Regions from separate parts of the Homo sapiens genome. Here region 1 is linked to region 2. Evidence: read pairs that join two places in POLR2A ChIA-PET (ENCODE). Cell type or tissue: OCI-LY7. All regions are shown on one strand. Links, peaks and the distances in the headings refer to the core of each region. The heading gives the core; the rest is flanking DNA.

Region 1 (5,379 bases), core at 287-5,286, 82 kb after region 2:
CTTGCAATGAGGCTAGCAAGACAGACATTAGCCTCATTCTGCTTCTGGTAAAACCCCGTCTAACTCAGAAGTTAAGTGACTTGCCCCAAATCATATCACTAGTAAGTTGTAGGACCCACATCATGACTCTTTGTCCTGAGTCCGGCCATGAAATGAAGGCATTAATTTAATATGCACCAATTTTTTTTAACTATTAGTATTTCTGTTTACCCAATAGTATATCCTAACAGGTTTTTTCAAAATATCTTAGTTACTTTAAATAGAATTTTGTATAAATAATGAGTAAATCTGAAAATAACAGTAGCTCATAGACAGAAGCTACTCATTTTGCCTTATTTTAAAAAGCTGTCCCTTTTATGCCAAGTCACTTGAACCTTATCCTACTCTATCCTACCTAAAAGGTTAATCCTGTCCTATCTTTGTACAATTTTACAAGTGATGTTATGCTCCCAGAGAAAGGAGGAATAACCAAATCCCTGAAATGTTCCCCCGTATTCTAAAAATGAATAAAGGAAAAAGTGAATTAAATGAGAAAGTTATAGCAATGGAAAACATCACATGTGCATTTGCTAAGTGTTAAGGTTTTTGAGAAAGTTTCTAAGTGAGAAAACACTCTCCAAGTTAAGTGTGAGAAACTGAAATTATATCTTTGTTTTAATGTAGTTTATAGAGTTTAAGATTAGCCTTTAGGCATCTCTGAGTTCTTCTAACTAAAAATAAATCTCAAGTATTTGGGTCAATAGGAATAAACATGGTCAGGAAGAGTAGAGGAAAAAAAAAAGATGACCCTGCAAAATGAGACTTTGCAGTAATTGGCTTTCTAGAAATGTTACATCTAGGAAAAGGGTCATTGACCCCTAGTTATCTTCATAATAGAAGGTAATAATGTGAAAAACCTAAGACATAGATTTCTCAGGAGTGACAATCAAGAGTTATAGCACTTCCAGGGCAGAGAGATCAAGTAACAAGAAATTATAAACACCAAATGCTCTAAGCATCTTCTCATACTCAAAGCAATCTGCATGAATTATCTCCATCCCAAATAATGTATGACTAATACCAGTGTCATAAGATAGTTTCAATAATTTGCAATTTTCTTCTATACGCAGAAGTTTTTCAAAGTAATGTTAAACTGAACTTTTTCAGCAGAAGCCATTTCAATGCACATTCAGCCATTTGAAAAGCTTCTATGGTTTAATGATTAGTTTACACATAATTCATTTTTCAACCAACGCACAAGTTAATATATCAATGATCCTTCGTGTTAACTCCCAAAGAGTCAGAATAAATGATACCTTACAGAAGCCTAGGATTGAGTATACTAATAAGGTTCACTGTGACAAAGAGAATGCTAGCTGCCAAACCCAGTAGCTGTTTTCCTGTCCTCCTTAAGAAGACATTTTGAAACAGGCACATGGCTGCAGAAAAGACTCCTCTTCCCAGTCTACCACTTGCAGCTGAGATGCAACCATATGACTAAGTTCTGGAAATGAGATGTATATACAAGTTTGGGACAGCCGCGGTGGTTCACACCTGTAATCCCAGCACTTTGGGAGGACAAGGTGGGAGGACTGCTTGAGCCCAGGTGTTGGAGACCGGCCCGGGAAGCACGGTGAAAACTCATCTCTACAAAAAATTAGCCAGGCATGGTGGCGGGCACCTGTGGTCCCAGCTACTTGTGAGTCTGAGGTGGAAGGATCACTTGAGCCCTGAATGTTAAGGTTGCAGTGAGCCGTGATCATGCCACTGCACTCCAGCCTGGGTAACAGCAAGACTCTGTCTCCATTTAAAAAAAAAAAAAAAAAAAAAAACCCTTTGGGGGATACTTCCAGGAAGTGACCTGGAAAAGGTAGAGGGGAAATCCTACTCTAGCTCCTTCCTCCATCCTGGAGGGGAAATGAAGATGATCCTGCGGGTTGGGCAGTCACCTTGGATTAGGAGACAGAGGAGGCATGGCCTTGATGATTATGAAGCTGTCACCTCAGTCCTGGCCTGCCCTCTGCTCTCTCAGATAAGCAGTATAGAGGAAAGCTTCTATCTCATTTATGTTACTGGGTTTTCTGTCTCATGAAACTGGTCCTAATCCTAACTGATATGCTTCTTCACCACCATAGCAGTGACAGTGATGATGGTAAGAAAAGTGATGGCAAGAAGTAATACAACACCTGCACACATACCCTGAGACTCCTTACCATGTGCCAGAAAATACAGTAGAGGCTTTACTCACATTATTTACATTAATACTTGCAAAACTCAGCTGGGCACAGTGGCCCATACCTGTAATCCCAGCACTTTGGGAGGCCGAGGCAGGCGGATCATGAGGTCAAGCGATCGAGACCATCCTGGCTAACACGGTGAAACCCTGTCTCTCCTAAAAATACAAAAAATTAGCCGGGTGTGGTGGCACGCGCCTGTAGTCCCAGCTACTCAGGAGGCTGAGGCAGAATTGCTTGAACCCGAGGCAGAGGTTGCAGTGAGCCAAGATCGCGCCACTGCACTCCAGCCTGGGTGACAGAGCGAGACTCCGTCTCAAAAAAAAAAAAAAAAAAAAACTTGCAAAACCCCTGTGAGGTGGGCATTATAAGTCCCACTTCTTTAGTTAAGCATCCAGTATGGTCATTATTCTTGCTATTCTAAAATTTCACAATATGCTTGGTGGGATTCTCTAAATCCACTGTGCAGGGTACTTGGCGTACCCTGTTAATCTTCCACTTTCATCAGTTACCATATTCTATCAGTTATCCACTTTCTATCTTCCAGAATTTTTTTTTAACTCTATTATCAACTGATAGCATTTCTTCACTATAGGTTTTTATTAACCTTTTAAATTTCTATCTGATCATTAAACGGCGTCTCTGGAGAAAGAGGAGACTAAGCCATGTAGTCATTCCATCGATTTTCACAACTAGGAAAAAAGTGCACATGCCTGTGTGTGTGTGCATGCACGCGTGTGTGAGCGTGTGTGTTTCTTTGGTCTCAATAGGCTAAGATAGTTCTAAATCATCCAGATAAAGCTTAACAAGGCCAAATGTAAATATTTGTATTTTAAAGAAGGCAATTCATTACTTAAGTGTATATTGAGAAAGAGAAGTTAGCAGTTCCCATTAAAATAAAAAGAAGATGACGGACCCAAAGGTTTTTGTTTGTGTTTGATCTTGTTTGGCCATAAAATAACACGATCCAAGTAGAAAGACACTGCTACTAGAAGTGCTAATGAAATCTTGGGCTTCATTAAAATAAGTAGAGTCCAGACCAAAAAAGAAATGGATTCACTACATAGGGCACCATTCAGATCTCAACAGAATCACTCTATCCACTATTGGCAAAATTTAAACTAAAAAAGTTCTGGGATGGGTGTGGTGGCTCACGCCTGTAATCCCAGCACTTTGGGAGGCTGAGGCTGGAGGATTACTCGAGCCCAAGGAGTTCAAGATCAGCCTGGGCAACATAAAGAAACCCTGTCTCTACAAAGGAATATATAAAAATTAGCTGGGGGTGGGGAGGCATAAGCCTGTGGTCCTAGCTATATGGGAGGCTGAGGCAGGATGACTGCTTGAGCCCAGGAGTTTGAGGCTGCAGTGAGCCATGATTGTACCATTGCACTCCAGCCTGGGTAAGAGAGTGAGACCCTATCTACTCTTGCAAAAAGAAAGAAGGGAGGGAGGGATGGGACAGAGGGAAGGGAACGGAAGGGAACGGAAGGGAGGAAGGGAGGAAGGAAGGTTGGTTCTGACCAAGTTAACATTAGGACTGACTGAAAAACATGAGGAATAATTTAGCCTGGGCGAGTTAAAAAAAAAAATTTAGGTAAAACCAACCTAGAGAAGAGATGTGATAACTGTCTCAAGTCTGTGAGACTGGGATCTGACGGTGGAAGACTAAAGAGAGCAAATGTGAAGTCAAAATCAGAGAACATCTTTACAATGAGAGAGGCTCAAAAATGGAAAGTCAGTTTCAAAGGTGAACTTCCCATCACGTGAAGTGCTCAAGCTGAAGCTGAATAACCAATCAGGGTAAGAATGTCATAAGGGGCTGGGCACGGCGGTTCACGCCTGTAATCCTAGCATTTTGGGAGGCCAAGGTGGACAGATCACGAGGTCAAGAGATTGAGACCATCCTGGCCAACATGGTGAAATCCCCTCTCTACTAAAAATACAAAAATTAGCCGGGCATGGTGGCGCGTGCCTGTAGTCCCAGCTACTTGGGAGGCTGAGGCAGGAGAATCACTTGAACCCAGGAGGCAGAGGTTGTAGTGAGCTGAGATTGTGCCACTGCACTCCAGCCTGGCAACAGAGCGAGACGCATCTCAAAAAAAAAAAAAAAAATCATAAAGATCTATTTCATCACTGGCAGAAAGTGGAAGACTCCTGTCAAGACTGATAAATCCATGGAAGATGTGCACATGGAGCCATATCACACAATGCGGCAGGTCAGCAACAATGGGCAGACAAGCGCTGGGCATCCTCCAAACCTCCCGAGGCCATGTCTGAGCTACAGCGACTGGAGGCTGGGCACCACTAACCGCAGGGAGGCGACTGCCCAGAACCAGTGCTCACAAGTTACAAGGCGCAGCCTCGGAGCCCTGAAACGGTTAGTTCAGGCCTGGCCCATCCCTAAACACTAACAGAAGAAAGGAGAGACATGAGTTGTGCCTAGGATGAGCCACAGAGGTTTTGGAAAATGACAGGCTGTCCAAGTTCTCTACGTAAGACTACATTCAAGGAAAAGGACAACAAAAACAAACGTTAATACTAAGGGGCAACTTCCAGCTTCCCACAGTTCCAGGCTTACATACCCCAAATGCAGAATTGGCTACATTGTGCAGTGTTGTGAAGTTTCACTTAATTCCAGTGGGTTTTTTTCCAAGAAAGGTTGGCAAAAGCTCTAAGTTGATATAACTGCAAAGTCTGGAACAGACTCTCCTCTGCATTTGTTGCATAAACTCCTAAATGGCAGCTTCTCAATTTCCAGCTCCTAACTACTAGTTTCCAGAGTGACTGAAGGAGAAAAAGATGAGAGCAAATGGGAAGCCAGCCTTGCTCAGTAGGGCCGAATGAGAAGACCCTGGGGACCAAAGGGCCACAGGATCTCAACTCCTCATTGTTCACACTCTCTATAAACCCTAAGGGGAAAAACATTTGCATCTTGTGAAGAGAGAGCTTGAAAGAACTCTGCTCACCCCCCACTTCCCTACCCACCTCCAAAAATACACACACACCCACACGCTCTCTCACATAGTGCGATTAGCCATGTATCTAAAGAATGTGCAGCCTCTATTCCAGAATCCTGCAAAAAACATTTTTATGAACCAATTCACTGAAACACATGTTCCAGGATGTCAAATTAAATAGCGAGCTGGGAATGAGTGGGAGAGCAAAG
Region 2 (5,379 bases), core at 158-5,157:
GTCCCTTTGAGCTCTTTTAAAAACAGTTTTTTAAAAAGAGAGAAAGAGAAGTCTCCTAAAAGTAATTCTGAAAATGTTAAAAGAAAAATACATGTTTTAAAAATCATAAAATTTTATATAAATAATAACTTCATAGCATTTGGAATATTTTTTATTATTTTATAGAAATAATTTCACAGCATCTGACCTTAAACAAAGCTTAAAATAAGCTAAAACTTGGGGAAAAAATACTATATGTACCTTTAACATGTGCTTGGTCTCCTTGGAAAGAAACACATCATTTAATACAACACTACGGTCAAAATGGTTGCGGTACCATATTGACCAAAGTCCTGATGTGTTCTCATGAGTCTCTATGTGAAACTGGGTTGCAGAAGAGTCCATTCTAAAATACCTGTGAACAGACGACATGCATGCTATCAGGCCTGAGTGTGGGACAACAGTCAGCCCTCTTATGAGCCTCTAATTGCAAAAACAGGAGCATCATAAAACGTTACTAAATGAAAGCTAGCGCCAGAGACAACCTCGGCAATCGCCTCCTTCAACCTTCTGGCTCACATAGGGAGCAACTGGAAGCCCGAGGGGAAGCAACCAGGCTGCGGCCAGCACAGCTCACAGAGGCCGCCAGGACCAAACCAGAACCTGAAGCCAACTCAGAAACACCATGTGAATATGTACTCTTTTCACACATCTGGATGCCTGATGCTGAACCTATTTCATAAACTGAATTATTTCACTTCCTTTTCCCCACTCAGCTAATATCCCTTTCACTGCCTGTTAGCAATGCTAAGGCAAGGGGAGGCAAGGCCAGTGAGAGAGAGAATCACACAAATCATATCACTATATTTTTAAACCATTTCTAGAGGGGAAAACAACAACAACAACCATACAAGATTTCAGGGAAAGTGGAAGTAACCTACCCCTGAGCCACAGAAGAGAAGAGGCATGCTTTTAGTGTTGGAGTGTGTGTTGTTTTCTTCACATCTTCTATAATTCCACTGTCACATGATGTAGCTGCTTTGTGGTATAAAGAAATAAATGTGAAGCTTAAGTACCTTTTCTTTCATTAAGCCTGAACAAAAGATATATGTCTTATTTATAAATTTTTATTCACTTTTCTGTCTCCATTAAAATAGTGAATCAGACATAAAAGGTAACTACTTTCTCAAATGTTCCTGTCATCTTCTTTGTTGCCAATTATCCAGAAGTCCATACTTTTAAAAACCAACTTCTCTACCAGAAATGACAAAAGTGAAACAAGAAGCTCACTTGGCAGAGTAAAATGTGTGGAGGCACGAGCAAGAAAGGAATAAAACCTAAAGAGCAAAAGGGAGCTGACCAGCAAAAAGTGGGCTGCATTTGAAAGCAGTGCTGATTGATCAAAATAATACTTTTAAGCTCTCCTTGATTAGGTTATAATATTGAGTCGCTTGTGTTCAATTCTTAACTCTCTGATGCTAATAACCAACTTTTTTAAAGTTATATATATGGTTTTTAAAAATTCAAACACTAACAAAAAAATGTGAAAATAAAATCTACCTTTCTTCACCCTGACTCCCAATTATCTTGGAGGAGGCAGCTGTTAGCAGTTTCTGCAACATCCTTCCAGGTGTTCTGTGCATGTATAAGTACACAGATATCCTCTAAAAAAAAATTAAATGTACACACACTGCTCGCATCGCTGTCCATGCATGTTTCTGAACACTCTCTCACATCTGAACACAGATGATCAGCTGTTCTGTCCTAACAAACACACATTTCTTATAGGTACAGTTTTGAATACATACATATCTGGAGGATAAACTCTTAAAACTAGAATTAAGGATCAAAGAGTAAATATGTGCATTTTAAATTTTCATAGAGATTTGCCAATTTTCCCTCAAAAACAGCCTGCATAGACTCCTGTCAAAAACCTAACAGTGCTTTCCTTCCTAATCGTTATCAACACAGAATATTAAGCTTTAAACTCAAAATTCTACATATGTGGCAGAATAAAAGTGGCATCAACAATAGTTTCTACATCATACTATCTTAGAACTACTAAGGCTGGGACTTCTTGAAATCAAACGCATTCCCTTCACTTTTTTGAAACCATGCCTAATCTGTAGTTGTAGAAAGAGTTGCCATCATGACAACCAGATAACAAAAGTCAAATGACAATCTGTTTAAAAATCTGTACCTTTGCAGGTAAAAGAAGCAATTTTTGTAAAGTTTGTTGTAGAAGTAGGTAGTAGTACTGGTTCAAACTGCAGAGACAGAGCATCTCTCTGTGAGAAATGGCGTATATCCTGAAATAAAAGAAAAGTCCCATGTGACTACTCTCAGCTGGGAGAGTATTTATCCAGTTTGAATGAACCGTTAGAATAAATAGCACAGACCAGCCATACATAGCAACTGCTCAGCATCTGTGCCATAACCATATGGAGGGGATGCTGACAATCTTCATACAAACAGAGGTTCAAGCAAGGGCAAATGGGCTTAAATTAAAGCAAAAAAGAATAAAGATAGTGCTTCTGTCTCTGTTCCTGAAAAACCCTCATATTCTACAATTAAATGCACACTTGCAATTTTAAAAGTTACTTTAGGTAAGCATTTACAATTACCTGTATCCATATAAGGCTGTTTCCTGAATGTAATATATACATATTTACTGCTGAATCATCTGTCCAAAAGAATCAGAGTATTAAAGCAGAGTATTTAATCAGAGATTAAAACAGAGCCATCTCATTCTCACACCTTCATATAATCATTAAAATACCACATTACACATTTCTATAAAAAATGTTAACTTGTTTCTCAAAACTGAAATCAAAACTAGGAGGTGTTTTCTTTTTTTTTTTCTTTTTTAATCACAAGAAAAAAGATCCTCATAAAAATGCCTACCAACCTAAGCCCTCTAAATGATGAGGAACTACCAGGAGCAAAATTCTGAGTTTAGGGTCACACAATGCTCTTCTGAATGAAACTAACCAACTGGACGACTTCAAATAAAGCTATGTTCTCCTGTTGATTAGAAAGCTCCTCATTTCCTCATTTGGATAACCACATTTGGAAAGAAGAAAATCCTGAGATCTCAGGTTTCAGGCTTCCTTTTAGCCCTCACCCACAGAAGTGGTCCCCATGGGTCAGGGATCTGCCCTCATAGATGTTCACTGGCCACTATGAGAATCACCAAGCACTGAGGACAGGAGAGCTCTCCTGCTGATCCAGCACTACCACAGCCAGCTCTGAAGACTGAAAGGTAAAGGCTGTTTAACCAATTAAGACTGCCAAAGCAGGGCACGGTGGCTCATGCTTGCAATCCCAGCACTTTGGGAGGCCAAGCGGGGAGGAATGCTTGAGCCCAGGAGTTCAAGACCATCCTGAGCAACACAGGGAGAACCTGTCTCTACAAAAAAAAAAAAAAAAAAAAAAAAAACAACAAAAAAAAACGGTTTAAATTAGCCAGGCATAGTGGTGTGCGCCTGTGGTCCCAGCTACTTGGGAGGCCAAGGTGGCAGGATCGCTTGAGCCCAGGAGGCTGAGGTTGCAGTGAGCCGAGATCACATCTCTGTGCTCCCACCTGGGCTACACAGCAAAATCCTGTCTAAAAAAAACAAAAACAGAAACAAAACCAAAAAACAAACAAAAAAACCCAAAGAATAAAAACCATACTTTCTTGAATATGAATACAAATATACAGTCACATTCAGAAGTCTTGATAACCAAAAGATACTAGTATACTCTACGTTAGGAATTTCATGGATCACAGAATGTGTCTCTGAAAAAAGTTCTTAGGAAGTTAAACAGATGAATGCATTTATTTCTGATAAGTAGGACACACATTTCCAAAGATAAAATTCATAAAACTGAACACTAAAATTCTACCTAACTTGTCAAGCATCCAGGAACAACCGCAACCTATTAGCTATTTAAAATACAAAACAGCATGATGTGGTTAAATGAGCTTAGGCAAATCATTAAAAGTGGAACAAGAAACCCAAGACTTCAAATACTTTGTAAATATTTATATTAAACTGTCATGCCCATTTAATTTCCTTACTGTCTCCAAACATGAAGAAAAATTATTCCTAAGGAAACTCAGAATAGTTTGCAGTTGTCACTTCTCCCCAAAATAATACAGCCTTCTTAGCAGTTGTAGGTTGAGAACCAGTTACTACTACAATCACTTAATAATTAAAGCAAAGGCTATTTGTCTTGGTTTGCTATGATACAATCTGTTCATAAATGCTATAGAATGATGATGCAGACTGATGAAAATATAATAAAATTTTTAAACATTCCACCTTACCTGAGGTCTCAGATTCATCTGTAGCTACGTAAACAATAGAGAGATGATCTAACAAATGTTGTGTGTTTTCTTCAAATTCTTTTGAAAAGTTTTCCATTGTTACCATTATGCTCATTTGTAGACGCAAAACATCATCAGATTCCAGATAACAACCCTATGGTTGGAAGGAGGAGGAAAAAAGGAAAAAAAAAATCATCTCAACTTTGTGGTTTCAAACTATGGAGGAAAGGAGAAGCATTTAACGTAATGGGACGTGTGTGAGAACAGAATATGCTGTTTTGTGTTTTATTTTATTTTATTTTATTTTGAGACGGAGTCTCACTCTGTCACCCAGGCTGGAGTGCAGTGGTGCGATCTCGGCTCACTGCAAGCTCCGCCTCCCAGGTTCACGCCATTCTCCTGCCTCAGCCTCCCAAGTAGCTGGGACTACGGGCACCCGCCAGCACGCCTGGCTAATTTTTTTGTATTTTTAGTAGAGACGGAGTTTCACCGTGTTAGCCAGGATGGTCTCAATCTCCTGACCTCGTGATCCACTCGCCTCGGCCTCCCAAAGTGCTGGGATTACAGGCATGAGCCACAGCGCCCAGCCTTGTGTTTTATTTTTAAGCAAAGAGGCAGGAGGAAAGCAGAGAGAAAACACTACACATTTTATTTTACCTTTAATTGCTGACACACTTTATTATGTAAACTGCATTCCAGTTGCACCTGCAAGAGGCTAGTATTAGTGGTTTCTGCCTAAAAGAAGAAAAAAGGAGGAAAAGAACTTTAAGTAAAAGGCTCAATCTCACACTAATAATAAACAATTTATCAAGTATTCAGAAACTACACTTTTTCATTTATTCAATAAATATCTGAGTATCTGCTAAATGCTGGGCATTATTCTTTTTAGTGGATACACAACAGTAAGCTAAACAGAGAAATCTGTTCTCAGGACTGTCACTGAGCTTACATTCTAATGAAAATCATAAGTTCTCCCTCGGGCAACATGAAAATTCCTTATTACACCTATAAGCAGGTGAATATGTTCTAAATATACACAGGAACACTGGAGTTTGGTGTTTCTGATGTTTGTTGAAAATGTTATTTAA

Evidence for each region. ChIA-PET counts read pairs that join two places held together with the same protein. Peaks named below come from ENCODE experiments on the same cell type or tissue, not always from the same donor. Only the 100,000 strongest peaks of a DNase experiment are listed, where the experiment ranks them.
Region 1: POLR2A ChIA-PET joins it to region 2 with 6 read pairs; 9 of 35 experiments call an interaction of 5 or more read pairs at or near these places.

What each region holds. Positions count from the first base shown.
Region 1 is chr4:153,498,376-153,503,754 of GRCh38, reverse strand. The region is part of intron 3 of TMEM131L (transmembrane 131 like); the gene reads right to left. Among named protein-coding and RNA genes, the nearest start is that of TMEM131L, 35 kb to the right of the region's middle. In OCI-LY7, for the core only: no CTCF peak of the experiment used is centred there; a DNase peak (open chromatin) is centred at 5,124; H3K4me3 peaks cover 132 bases; H3K27ac peaks cover 1,165 bases.
Region 2 is chr4:153,580,473-153,585,851 of GRCh38, reverse strand. It overlaps TMEM131L (transmembrane 131 like), which reads right to left. Exons shown (of 35, transcript NM_001131007.2): 8 at 4,949-5,026; 9 at 4,292-4,445; 10 at 2,604-2,662; 11 at 2,180-2,288; 12 at 921-1,017; 13 at 241-394. Among named protein-coding and RNA genes, the nearest start is that of TLR2, 100 kb to the left of the region's middle. In OCI-LY7, for the core only: no CTCF peak of the experiment used is centred there; no DNase peak of the experiment used is centred there; H3K27ac peaks cover 4,707 bases.